2 separate regions of the Homo sapiens genome follow, and region 1 is linked to region 2. The links are chromatin loops, found by intact Hi-C in ENCODE. Cell type or tissue: OCI-LY7. All regions are shown on one strand. Each heading gives the region's core, and the rest is flanking DNA. Links, peaks and the distances in the headings are about the cores only. Region 1 overlaps ADAM29 (ADAM metallopeptidase domain 29). Region 2 overlaps GLRA3 (glycine receptor alpha 3).

Region 1 (8,348 bases), core at 1,635-6,634, 160 kb before region 2:
CTTTTTTTTTCTTCTTTTTTGAGACAGAGTTTCATTCTTGTCACCCAGGCTGGAATGCAATGGCATGATCTTGGCTCACTGCAACCTCCACCTCCCAGGTTCAAGTGATTCTCCTGCCTCAGCCTCTCGAGTAGCTGGGATTACGGGTATGTGCCACCACACCTAGCTAATTTTGTATTTTTAGTAGAGCTGGTTTTCACCATGTTAATCAGGCTGGTCTCGAAATCCTGACCTCAAGTGATCTACCTGCCTTGCCCTCCCAAAGTGCTGGTATTACAGGTGTTAGCCACCTTGCCTGGCCTCATGTATTGTCATTTCAATAAAAATAAATGTGGAAAAATATTTCATTTCAATGAAAGTAAATATGAAAATTTAAATAAAATACAAATGAGAAAAATACATTATAGTTAATTAACCAAAACATTCAAAACAGTCTCTCCCACTCTCCCTCTCACTGTGTGTATGTGTGCTTGTGTGTGTGTGTGTGTGTGACAGAGAGAGAGAGACTGGGTATAAATTATGGTAGGTACTAACGAGAGAGATTTTTTTTAAATGAAAATAGAGACAAACAGAATTAATTACAAAGTTTAAAATATTAGCTTTTAAGGTATTCTCAGTGTAAGATTGAATATATGTGTGATCTTGGTTATGTTTGGTTGGTGGAAATACAATGTAAGAAATTAGTAGATATGCATAAACAATTTTTGTTAATAGAAAGTTATGTTTCTATCAACAATATATATGGAGACTCTGGTCGGGAAAATATATAGATTCATGTGGCTACAAGAAAAAGGGAGAATCTGCTGCTGAGTTTGGGAGACAATTTATCTAAAGGATATATTCGATAGAAGAGTTTGAATTTTGAATCAAAAAGAAATTCAATGAATCTGAGAATTAAAATTCAGAACCTTATTTTGAAATTGAGATGTGCCTTTTGTTTTTAATTTGGATATGATAAGACCTAGTTCAATAAACCAAACATGTATTTATCCACATTTTTTCACCTCTCATGCTTGTTGGCATTGCTGTTTAGAAGTAAGTCCAGAATAGAAAATGTCTGCGCACATGCCAGTGTTGGCATTTCAGTGAGTCTGGTTTGGTGATGATTTTGTGCCTCTGCTTATTTGTTTTACCTGCTCCTTTCCACTGCAAAAGAGGTCTGATTCCACGCAAAGAGGACTGGATGGGGGCTCAATCAAATTTGTTTTCTTGCTGATGGTTATACGATCACAGGAGTATTGACGAGTTATGCACTATGAGTTTTCACTTCAGTTTTTGTTCACAGTTCGTGAGACTGCAGGGAGAATGTTTTGTACTCTAACCTGAAATGAGAAATGAAGACTGTGAACTGCTGAAGAATATTAATTAGACAGATAAAGCTTAAATTCAGCAGTTTGATGAGCTAAAACTTGATAACTACACACAAAAGTGGAAGGCTGAAAAAAAAATTCACAGCTTTCTGAAGTACATGGAAAAACAATCAAGAGAAATTTAAATGCATAAATATAAAATTTCCCAGAAGAAAATCATTCTTTTACATCAAAATTGTCAGTGTTAGTGGGCTATTTGAATTGTTAAATCTAGAGTATATTTTCAAAGTACAATTTCTGATTCTAGGAGAAAAGGAGTCATTTAAAAAAAAGAGTTGGCCATTTGTGAAAAACAAAATTAATAGTTGAAGGAAAAAAGACATAGTTACCTTTTAAACATAAAATCTGAGGCTTTTAATTCTTAAGTAAATTTAATTTTTAAGGACTTTAATATGACATTCCAAGTTTTGATACAAAATTGTTACTTTTCTGGAAAAATAATTTTGCTTTATAAATTATTATTACTCATCCATTTGTTCATTAAATAATCAGTAAGCAGCTGCCAGACAAGGTGCTAGGGCCTTTTTCACAAGATGAATGAACTCAAGTTACTCAGAGACAAGAATGAAGAGACATATTATTAAAATTTTAACACAATGTGAAAATTGCTTTAATTATTCAATTTAAAGTATTTTTGAGTGCTTACTTAGCTTCAAGCTTTACATCATGAGTGGGGATAGAGTTTCATATATAGATATATATGAGAGAGGCTGGGAGCGGTGGCTCACGCCTATAATCCCAGCACTTTGGGAGGCCGAAGTGGGCAGATTACTTGAGGTCAGGAGATCGAGACCATCCTGGCTAACATGGTGAAACCCCGTCTCTACTAAAAATACAAAAAATGAGCCGGGCATGGTGGCAGGCGCCTGTAGTCCCAGCTACTCGGGAGGCTGAGGCAGGAGAATGGAGTGAACCCGGGAGGCAGAGGTTGCAGTGAGCAGAGATCAGGCCACTGCACTCCAGCCTGGGCGACAGACTGAGGCTCTGTCCCAAAAACAAACTAACAAACAAAAATTAGCCAGGTGTCGTAGCATGCGCCTGTAATTGCAGTTCCTTGGGAGGGTGAGACAGAAGAATCGCTTGAACCCAGGAGACAGAGATTGCAGTGAGCTGAGATCGCGCCACTGCACTCCAGCCTGGGCAACAGAGTGAGAGTCTGTCTCAACTGAAAAAAAAAAAAAAGAGAGAGAGATGTGAGAGATAGAGTGAAGGAGAGATGTATAAACAATGAAATTATGTAAATCCTATACAAAAATGAGGCAGACAAGTGGGAAGGACTCCCCATAAAAACTCCAGCTGGCCTTGGGCACTGGGGTGGAAACTCAGGAAGTTCCTGTGGGTTTTGCAGCAGGGAGGAGCTTAGCCCCTCCTCTTCCTGTGTGGAACCTGGGATTCAAACTGCGAGGCGGGAAGCGCACCAGCAGGGACTCTGCCTTTGTGGAGAGTCTGTGTTTCCCCCCTTTTCCATTTTTTTCACTCCTCAAATCGTCCGCTAGCCTAAATTTTCGTAGCTGTGTGATAAGGACCTCATCTTGAGCTGAACTAATGAAAAGTCCTGTAACAAAAAGACATTTTATGTTTTACAAAGTGATCAAAAAGAGGTGGCTGGGTCTTTTTGAAAGCATCAGAATATGCTTTCTAAAGAAAGTCAACATTATGCTTCAAAAAGGTGGTACAAAATGTGCCTTATCAACTGATATGGAGTAACCAGGAGTGTACCTCACAGAAGAGGTAAAGATTGAACAGATTATTGAAACAAAATAAGGAAACTGTCAGGAAAACAAAGAGGAGAGGATATTTTACAGAGAAACCAACATGTGCAAAAACAAGAAAGTGCAAATTAGCAGATGGCATTCCGGAAATTTTAAGTCATCTGGCACTGACCAAGGCAGCCTTAGAAGTTCCCCTGAACCTGACTCAACTTCAGACAAGTTTCTTCCTGACTCTAGGCCCTTGATCTCTCTTTTCTTAGAGCAGTTACTTTAGAAAAGTTAAAATTGTAAATTCTTTCGCTGCAGCTTAGAGATGTAAATCTTCTCTTGCAAGTTTTACAGACTAGGAATGTCTTTCTCCAGGTCCTGAGAGTCATCCTTTTGAAAAGTATACACCAAGAAAGATGGAGTGCCTTCATCCAGTCTCTATAGAAATGTAGGAGCTTAACTTAGATAAGCACGTATTAGCAAACACAGATGGCCGAATCATGTTTACCAACCTCCCTGCAAAGTTCTCTAGTACTTTGTCATTAAAAACTGTCCCATCTTTTGTTTCAGGGGAGTTAAATTTAGTCTCTCTCCCCTATTGCAATAGTCTTGCCTCCCTCTGCAATTGTCTTTGCCTGTCAACTCTGGCTGGTGTCTTTTTTTTTTTTAAGCACATGACAGGGAATTTGTAGAGATAGGTAATGTTAGGGTCACCCCAACCAGACTGTTCCCCCTCCCTTCCCATGGGTCTTACAATGCAGTCGTTTGTGACATCCGCACAGCTCCCCCAGGGCTAAAGACAAACCCCCCTTCACTGACCCCTCCAGTAACTAACCAGTCAGTTACAGGATGCGGTTGACATGTCTGTTCACCTTGCATAACAAAGCTGGCAAAAAACATCTCCAGGATGCGGTCAAGACACCTGCACACCCATCTCAGCTCCCCCACCCTGACCCTGTTCCTCGCCTTGTAAAGCCATGCAATGGTCTGAAAGCAGGGCTGCCTCCTCTGCTTTTATCAGGAGGTAGCCCGGCAGGACTGATAATAAATCAGCTTGCCTGAACTCAGCTGTCCTTCCAATTATCCCTTACAGGTAAAATCCAGAAAATGAAGGTTTTTGTATACCCTTAGGGAAAACGTTTTAAGCAGGGAAGAGGAAGACAAACTGATTTGGAATCCTAGGACTGGAGGAAAGCCAAATTATAATGGCAGTTTGTCTTATATTCCCCCACCAAACAGAAGAAGGCCACACAGGCCAAGTGTTTCCCAGCCCATAATCTAGCAAAAGAAGGTGGCTCAGAAAGGATTAAGTCTCCCTTGGATCAAATGCATGTCCCTCCAATAATACCAAGCAAGATTCCACCAGCAAGAGGAATCAATCAGGACCCAGTAAACATAGAGGGGCCAGTAGAAGCACTCTCCCACCAGGCTTATCCTGAAACCCCACTCCCACATCCAGGAATACCCAGGTAGCTGTGCACCAACCAGCAAGAGGGACCTCGCCATAACAGGTGGTGTGTAGACTAGCCCTATAAATATATTATAAAATACTCCTAGAACCAATAAGTGAGTTCACCAAGGCTGCAGGTTACAAGATCAACAGACAAAACTTAATCACAATTTGTATGCAAACAAGGAATATTTAGAAATTGAAATTAAAACTCAACTACCATTTGCAATCATTCCAAAGAAAATTTACTACTTAGATAGTAATATAACAAAACATGTACAGAATTGACGTGGTGAAAACTACAAAATGTTAATAAGGGAAATTTTTTAAAATCAAATACAGATAGATTAGAACATTCAACATAGTAAAGGTGCCAGTTCTCCCCAAATTGTTTTATATTAGTTTGGTGCAAAAGTAATTGCAGTTTTTACCATTGAAAGTAATGCTGTTTAAAAAAAAACACAATTACTATTGCACCAACAGGTGTAAGCTACTATAAATATTGATATGCAGGTTTTTGCGTAAACATAAGTTTTTAGTTGGGCAAACACCTAAAAGTAGAGTGGCTGGTTTGATAGCGAGTGTATAATGAACTGTCAAATAGTTCAAATGGGCTGTACTATTTCCTAACACCTGTGTTTGAATGTTCCAGTTTGTCTGCATTCTTGCTAGCACTTGGTATTTTGAGTATTTCTTAGCCACTCTAAGAGATTTGTTGTGGTATCTAGTTGAGTTTAATTTGCATTTCACTAATGACTAATGATACTGAGTATCTTTGATAAGTATATTTGACATTTATGTATATTCTTCGGTGGAATGTCTGCTGAAATATTTTGCCTAGTTTGTATTGTTTTTTGTATATTTTACTGAATTTTAAGAGTTCTCAATATATGCCAAATGCAAGTCAGAGAGAGTTCATAAAGACAATAGAACTATTTAATGAAAAGGTGGTAGCCATATAGATAGCATTGTAAAACTGCAAATGAGGATTTTTATATAATAGAAATTGAAACTGGGGAAACAGTGTTATGTTTTGTTGTTATGTTTCATTTTTTTTTTTTTTTTTGGACATGGTCTTGCTCTGTCACCTAGGCTGGAGAGCAGTGGTGTGATCATGGCTCAGCCTCCTGAGTAGCAGGGATTATAGGCTTGCACCACGACACTCCCTAATGGTTTTTAATGTATTTATTAAGATGGAGTCTCATTATGCTGCCCAAGCTGGTCTCGAACTCCTAGCCTCAAGCAATCCTCCCCGGTCAGCTTGTTTTTAACATTGTTTTAGAGTGTCAATACTCTGAGTTTAAAAACTAGTATTTTAATGGAAAACATAACTCATCTGTCCTTATACTTTTGCCTTATTAAATCTTCATAGTTAAATATATCTTATTTTCAGAACTTGAGATAATTAAATAATATTTATATAATTTAATCATATTGACAACTAGGAGAAGTTTCTTTAGGCTAAGTAAACTTGTGTGCTTATGACCGGAAGGCAGGGAAGTGGTCTGAGCATCAATTTGAAGCGTTATCGATACGGTTTTTTCTTTTGTAAAATGGGAATGATAATAGTAATGTCTACCTCATACAGTGGTTTGGGAAGTTAAATACGATAAACCAGGTTAAATATTTAGGGCAGTGACTACCATTCTTATTCAATACATAATTGTTATTATGATTATTTTACAATCTTTAAAATACTTCAGTGGTTTTGCAAATCTCCACTTCACTCTATCTGTATAAAGATCCATACTCCTTTTTTTACACAAAATAGGAAATAAAGGATACAATTTTTTTTAAAATGATTTGAAAGAAAGCTGACTTTCATTAGAGTGTGTCTGAAGCAGTGTTGTTATTGTGTGATCCCATATCAGAAGCATCTGTACCTGATACTTTGTTTCTATTTGTCTTTCAGCAAGCAAGGAAAACAGAAAGTGCCCACTGTGATTTTCTATTTTTCTAAGCCTTCTCAAGCAATTATTATCATCAATTTTCATCTAGCATTTTATCTTCTGTCTGGTTCACTTCTTTGTTTCTCAGGAGCACAAGTCTTTACGAAACTACGTGGGTAGCCACTTCCTTTTCCCTTTGAAATGGATACTTCTCCTGGCATTTTAATTTTGGCTCAAGTATAAGAGTTATCAAGACTCTCAGAATTAATAATGTAAACAAATTCTGTCAGAGAACATTTGAATTGGACGGTTCTGAAAGGGAAAACTGCATAGTTTAAAGTGACTTCCTCTATCACATTGTAAGATATTTCCTTTCTTCCTTTCTTTAATAAAAGAACCATTTAATTACTCCTATATGTCTTAGCCATGGAGGCATGGCTATATGACAAGAGGCAGATGGTCATGACATTTTAAATATTTTTAATATAAACTTTGTTTTTTAAAACCGTTTTAATTTACAGAAAAAAAAAATGCAAAGATAGCACAGAGTTTCATGTATCTCCATACCCACTTTCTCCTATTAGAAACATCTTACATTATATAATACATGTTTCACAATGAAAGAACCAATATTAACACCTCGTTATTAAATCCATGCCTTTTGTCAGATTTCCTTAATTTTTTGCTAATGTCTGTTTGTGATTCCAAGGTCCCATCCAGGACACCACATCACAATTAGTCATGTCTTTTTCAGCTTCTTTGGCTATTGCAGTTTTGCCCTTTCCTTGTTTTTAATGACTTTGACAATCTTGAGGAGTACTGGGAAGGTATTTTGTTGAATGTCCCTCAATTAGTGTTTGATGGTTAGAATAATTTATACATATTTGGAAGGCCACAAAGGGAAAGTGCCTTTTATCATATCAAGGCAACTGCTATCGACATTCCTTGTCACAGTTAATGTTGGCCTTCATCATCGGGCTTAGGTAGATTTGTCCATTTCTCTAATGTAAAGTTACTTTTTCCATTGTCCACACTGTAGCCTTTGAAAGGGTGTCAACTTGCATAGCCCACATGGAAGAAGTGGAGAATTATGCTTCTCCAGACTCCTAACATACAATAGTCTTTTAATGGTCTTTTTACTGCCTTTCTAAAATCTCATATAACTGAAATGATATACCATGTAGCCTTTTCAGACTGGCTTTTTTCACCTACTATTATGCACTTCAGGTTCATCCATGTCTTTTCATTGCTTAATGGTTCATTTCTTTTTATCACTAAACAGTATCCATTGTATTGATATGTCGTAGTTTGTTTATTCATTAGCATACTGAAGGCTATCTTGTGACTTACACTTTCTGATGATTATGAATAAAGCTGCTATATACATTGACATGCAGGTTTTTGTGTAGACATAAGTTTTCAAGTCAGTTGCATTAATATTCAAGAGTATAATTTCTGGATGTTGAGGTAAGACTATCTCTAACTTTGTAAGAAACTCCCAAGCTGTCTTCCAAAACTAGCAGTGAATGAGAGTTCCTGTTGCACTGCATCCTTACCACATATTGGTATTGTCCAATTTTTTAAATTTTAACCTCTTTAACAAGTATGTAGCAGCATTTTGTCTTAATTTGCAATTTCCTAAAGACAAATGTTTTGATAAAATTTTCCTATGCTTATTTGCTATCTGTACATGTTCTTTGATGACATGTCTGTCAGATCTTTTGCTCATTTTTTAATTGAGTTGTCTGTACTATTATTGTTGAGTGTTAGGTATGATTTACAATAAAGTAATTTCTTTTGTATTTTTGCATATTTCCCTCAGTCTGTGACTACTCTGTTCATTCTCTTAACAGTGTCTTCTATCCTGAAAATGAAGACAACTGCCTTCTTCTCACAGAAGATTGAGCTCAAAGAATTCATGAAGACAGAGAAGCTGAGA
Region 2 (5,000 bases), core at 1-5,000:
TATTTGAAAACATTTTATATAATCAAGTTATTAAAGCCAGAAAAACATAAAAATTGTCATTACAGACCAAATTTCTTCTGTCTTAAATTTTATAGCTTTTTCTAAAGAGCACATGGTATCTCTGCTTTGCCCTTTAGCTTTTATTGGGCAATTTAACTGTAATAAAATGCAGAAATAGACACATGAACCACTGAACATCTATAAAATTGTCTAGCAGCCAATTTTATTTTTTTTGAAACTGTATAGATGATGATTCTTAAATTAGCTAGAATTGTCTTTGTAAATTTAGTAAGTATGGTTTGTGATACTTCTCAAAGTTAATATTAACTAAAAGATGATATAAAATACTTAAGGATTTATTAGTTTAAAAAACCAATATTAGAGAATTATGTTCTATTTACTTAGAATAGTAAATAGGTAGTAAATTTTCTAGGAAAAACAATCTAATATGCAAATTTTTACATATATGAGGGTGTAAGTGTGTGTAGAGGTGTGTGTGAGTGTGTGTTGGAATCTATCTCAACAGGAAGAGGCTTTATACAGGCATCATTTAAAAAAAAAAAGCTGTTTCCCTCATGTATGCAATATAAGTCATTTACCAGCATCTCTGTGATTCTATTCAAAGTTAGTATAGCTTAACTACAATAAGCATTTGTGGAAAAGAACTGAATTTAAATTTGGAGGCATTATATAGAATTATCTTCAATATGATACAATCTAAGTTAACATGAATGTGTGTATATGAATGTAAACGCAGAGAAGACGTATGTCATTTGGTTAGAAACAGTCTGGTTCTGGTGCAATTTCTTCTCTAAAGTGGCTATAATCCTGTTTTAGACTTTGATATATTCTAGATTCTTGTGGAAAAATTGGCCCTGATTTATACCCAACATTTGTACATATTCAGTCCATAAAATCCACAGTTGAAGGAATCACTATTGGCTTTGTTCTATTTAGGCTTCTCAAATTGTATTTCCAGCCCTGGCAATTTTCTCATTTTGTTTCTATACATGTGTAATCCTAAAAACCTGGAAATATACTTCTCTATATTTTTCTTTTACATGATTGCGTCCATGAAATACTTCCCACAGCAATAGCTGGAAAGATTTAAAGTCTTACCCATCTTTATGGGGTAGGGAGGGAAGGGACTTGGAAAAAAGAGAGGGCATAGGCAGATTTCCTTCCCATTAAGACTTAAAGATTGCCAGTTTTCTGAAAGTGCCTTTTTTATGACATAATTCATCAGTCTACCACTAAAACTGTTATAACACAATCTATAAGATGGCTACACCAGTTAAATTTCTTACCTTAACAATTTAGCCAGACTTTATAGAATAGCATTCTGCAAAAGCTTGCAGGATATTGCAAACACACTCTCACCATAAGTTTTATTTCTCTCCTTCAGCATGCAAGCCTTTCCTTACCTACATACTCCATCATTATGTATTCCTTTTGAAATCACTTTGAGCATCTATCACTCACTTCTTCACAGTCTCAAGCAGTGTCAATGAACATTGTTCAAATATCCCAGAAGTTAAGTATTACAAACCTAATCATGTCCACCTTGGTATTTTTCTTTTTATTCTTCCAAATTTCTAAACATATATCATTTCCATTAAAATGATCAGATTCAATATTTATTAATTTTTAATGGTATCAGCTAAAATAGCTGTGATTTTGATGTTCATCTATATAGGCACAAAGAAAATTAGAACTTGTTAGTATATTTCTATCATAAGAATCATAAAATGTTTTGCTCCCACTTGGTTAAGTTGTTGTATTTTATTCACAGGGTCCACTATCACGACTCTACAACAAAACTTTATCTCATTATTCTATTGCTGTATTTTTTTAATTCAGTAAAAATGCTAATATATGTGTTAATGTATTTTTTAAACTTATTCACACTTCTTACGCTGAATATAGTTTACTTCTGTTCTTTTTTTTTTTGAGACGGAGTCTGTCGCACAGGCTGACTTCTGTTCTTATAATACGAATAATTGAATTCAACTAAGGCAGTCAATTAAAATTGAGAGGATGGAATCTCAAATTATCTGTAATCATTAATGAATATATTTATGTCTGAGAATTCATATTTAAAATAAAACTACGTAATTATCCTCTTCCATATGTGTCTGCTTAACAAGAATCTTAACTGTCTTCAATGTCTTTACTGGCTAAATATATTGAGCTCCCTCTGCTGGTCTAGTCTATAACTGGTATGTCTCACTTTTAAATACAGCTCTCCCATTTGAGGTTATTCTTTAATCCTTGGGAAAATTTCTCTATTAGTCTACTTTTTAGGCCACTTTTTGTTAATTAAGTTAATTCAAACAATGTATTTTTCATATTTTTCTTGCACAAATTTAAAAAAATGCGTGTGCAGTTTAACAATATAAACTCAAATCTCTTTTTAGCTGTTAAACTCCTTTCCCAATATTGTTAATCTGATTAATTTCATGTAGTACCAACCATTCTCACTTGAGTACAGTTTCATTATTTTACACATAGTCACCAAACTTTTTTCTACAAATATTATGAGCATTTTAACTTCCTTATTACCCTCATATATGAGTCATAATGAGATTCTTTAAGGACTTGTTCCACCTCAATTATTTCAAGTTCACATTCTTCTTAAACAGATAATGATTTAACAACTACTGGAAATTCCCGTTCTTAAAAATATTAAATTAAAAATAAAACTAGTTTACCATCATTACTGTTTGGGAACATGGTCTTGGCGAGAGAGGCACATCTGTCCTGCCTTTTAAACTGTGATGATAAAAGAAGCACGTGATTATTTCAATGAGGGGAAGCTTAAGATCTCCACATTAAGTGGCTTTTATATGAAGTGTGCTCCTGCAAACCTATGATGAGTTGTGGATAAGGCTTATGTGCCAGGATGAAAGCATTTGTTAAGTTGGGTCTAACAATGCAAAGAAATGCAAATGCAAAGAAAGGTTTTCTTTGGAAATATACGCAAAAACCAAATTGTAATTTGGTGCATACACACAGACCTGGCTGGTCTTCAGGGTGTCCACAGAACAAAAGAAAAGATTGGGGTTTTATTGGTTAAGAGAAAAGTTTTGTAAAATGTTTTGAAAGAAAGTTCATTGGCCTAGACAAGTTCTTCCAGCTTTGGCAAGCTGTAATTGTTGAGTGATGGTGGTAGGTAAAACTAATCTTGGTGGAAGGTAAACTAATCTTTGAGGCATGGAAGGTAGCAGTTACATGGAAGCAGTTACTAGGTAAAATGGGTTTTAAGATATAGCAAGTTATTTCTGCAGCCTGGCTTGCCAGACAGTTCCTGGAGCAGGAGCTTTGTGACCTGAGTGCTTTTTCCCCATGGTCCTTAACTCCCATCTAGTTGGGTATGACTGTAATAACCCCAAGTCACATCATTAATTTTCACAATTGAGACAATGGAATATTACATAGCAACAACATGGATATTTCTCATAAACATAATTATGAGCTAAAGAAAACAAACACAATAGAACATGTACCAATTACTTCCGTTTGTATGAAGTTCAATAACATGAAAAAATCAATTCTGATGATAAAAGACTTCTGAATTCTGATAGACTATCTTTGGTCAGGGGTGGGAGGTGGTTGGTAACTGATTGTGAGGAGGTACCACGGAGCCTTCTGGGTACCAAAATTGTTCTATTTTTTGATCTGGGTAGTAGTAACACAGGTATATGCATATGTCAGAATCTTTTAATGGACACTGCAGACTTGTGTATGTTATGAATGGCTGTTATATCTTAATTCAAAAGATTATTTAAAAGTAAACAAAAACCTTCACAAATTTAAAATTTAACACGCCAAGTGTGTCAGGCAGAGCATATCTATTTGGTGATCACAGGTGAGAACGTTAGAAGTTAGACAAAAAGCTTTAAATGAAAGCTTTTATTTTTCATCAGAAAAAGTCTGCAGGACTATGAATGTCTACAGCATTAATATGTGATTTCTCTAACCCTATGCCTTCCAGTACTTAAAATACCTAGTTATAAGAACCAAAAATGAATAATCTTGAAGAAAAAAATCACTGAGATGATAAGCAGCTTCCATGATATAGGTAAAAGGGAATTCCATTTGATCTGATCTGGGGATGGGGGCTGGCTATAGGTGGTCCAGATGTTCTCAGCTAACTGTCAAACTTTTAAGAAAAACTCCAAAATAGAAATATGTATATATATACACACACTATGAAGCATAACTATGACAGAAGCAAGAAAGAAATTTCCATCATAGAAGCACCTTATGGGACTGGCTACACCCACGATGACATTAAAAGTCCATTATTTATTTTAAAATTTGAAAAAGAGAGAAAACAACCACCCATAACGCCCCCACACAAACCCAGCACTATTAGCAGTTAGCTACATTTATATTTACTTCTAAATGTTTTGACTGCACATATTTTTTACATGGTTTATGCATTCATTCATTCAGTGAATCTTTTTGTGGGAGCATATAATGAACCAAACATTTTGCTAAGCACAAAGGATGATGTAATCATTTTATTCTGACAAATCACTTCTTTACTTATTACTGAATCATAAACTTTTTTCCATTATAAAGATAAAATAATGAGCCTCCTTTTCCTAACTTTTTATTCAATACATATGCAAAAAAGTGCACAAATTATAGGAGTGAAGTACAGTGAATTAATACAAAGTGCACACATTCATGTAACCACACTCAAGTCAAAAGTAGCATCCCAGAGCCTGCTTATACCCCTTTTAAATCCTACCCCTCACAGTCTCCATAGTAGTTTGGGCATGTATATACAGTAGTACAGTATTTTTAAATGAACATATTGGTTTTATCTATCTTCAAAAAACAGATGACTCTCCATCTTGTTACACATATGTTAGAAAGTTAGAGAATTGTGCTGCTATGTGATTTAAATCAATATTTATACATTGAACCATTACTTTTCACCAGTGCCCATAAAATAAACCATTTTTATAAAATGAGAACAAAAAAGATGA

Evidence for each region. Hi-C counts contacts between places; a loop is a spot of excess contacts. Peaks named below come from ENCODE experiments on the same cell type or tissue, not always from the same donor. Only the 100,000 strongest peaks of a DNase experiment are listed, where the experiment ranks them.
Region 1: it touches region 2 in a loop (14-fold over the local background); 2 of 110 quality-filtered maps call a loop at or near these places.

Annotation. Positions count from the first base shown.
Region 1 is chr4:174,923,960-174,932,307 of GRCh38, reverse strand. It overlaps ADAM29 (ADAM metallopeptidase domain 29), which reads right to left. Exons shown (of 5, transcript NM_014269.4): 3 at 1,134-1,322. Among named protein-coding and RNA genes, the nearest start is that of ADAM29, 9.8 kb to the right of the region's middle. In OCI-LY7, for the core only: no CTCF peak of the experiment used is centred there; DNase peaks (open chromatin) are centred at 2,787, 3,247, 3,927, 5,127 and 2 weaker places; H3K4me3 peaks cover 3,926 bases; H3K27ac peaks cover 5,000 bases.
Region 2 is chr4:174,761,507-174,766,506 of GRCh38, reverse strand. The region is part of intron 3 of GLRA3 (glycine receptor alpha 3); the gene reads left to right. Among named protein-coding and RNA genes, the nearest start is that of GLRA3, 65 kb to the left of the region's middle. In OCI-LY7, for the core only: CTCF peaks have their summits at 1,990 and 2,190 (motif pointing left); a DNase peak (open chromatin) is centred at 2,186.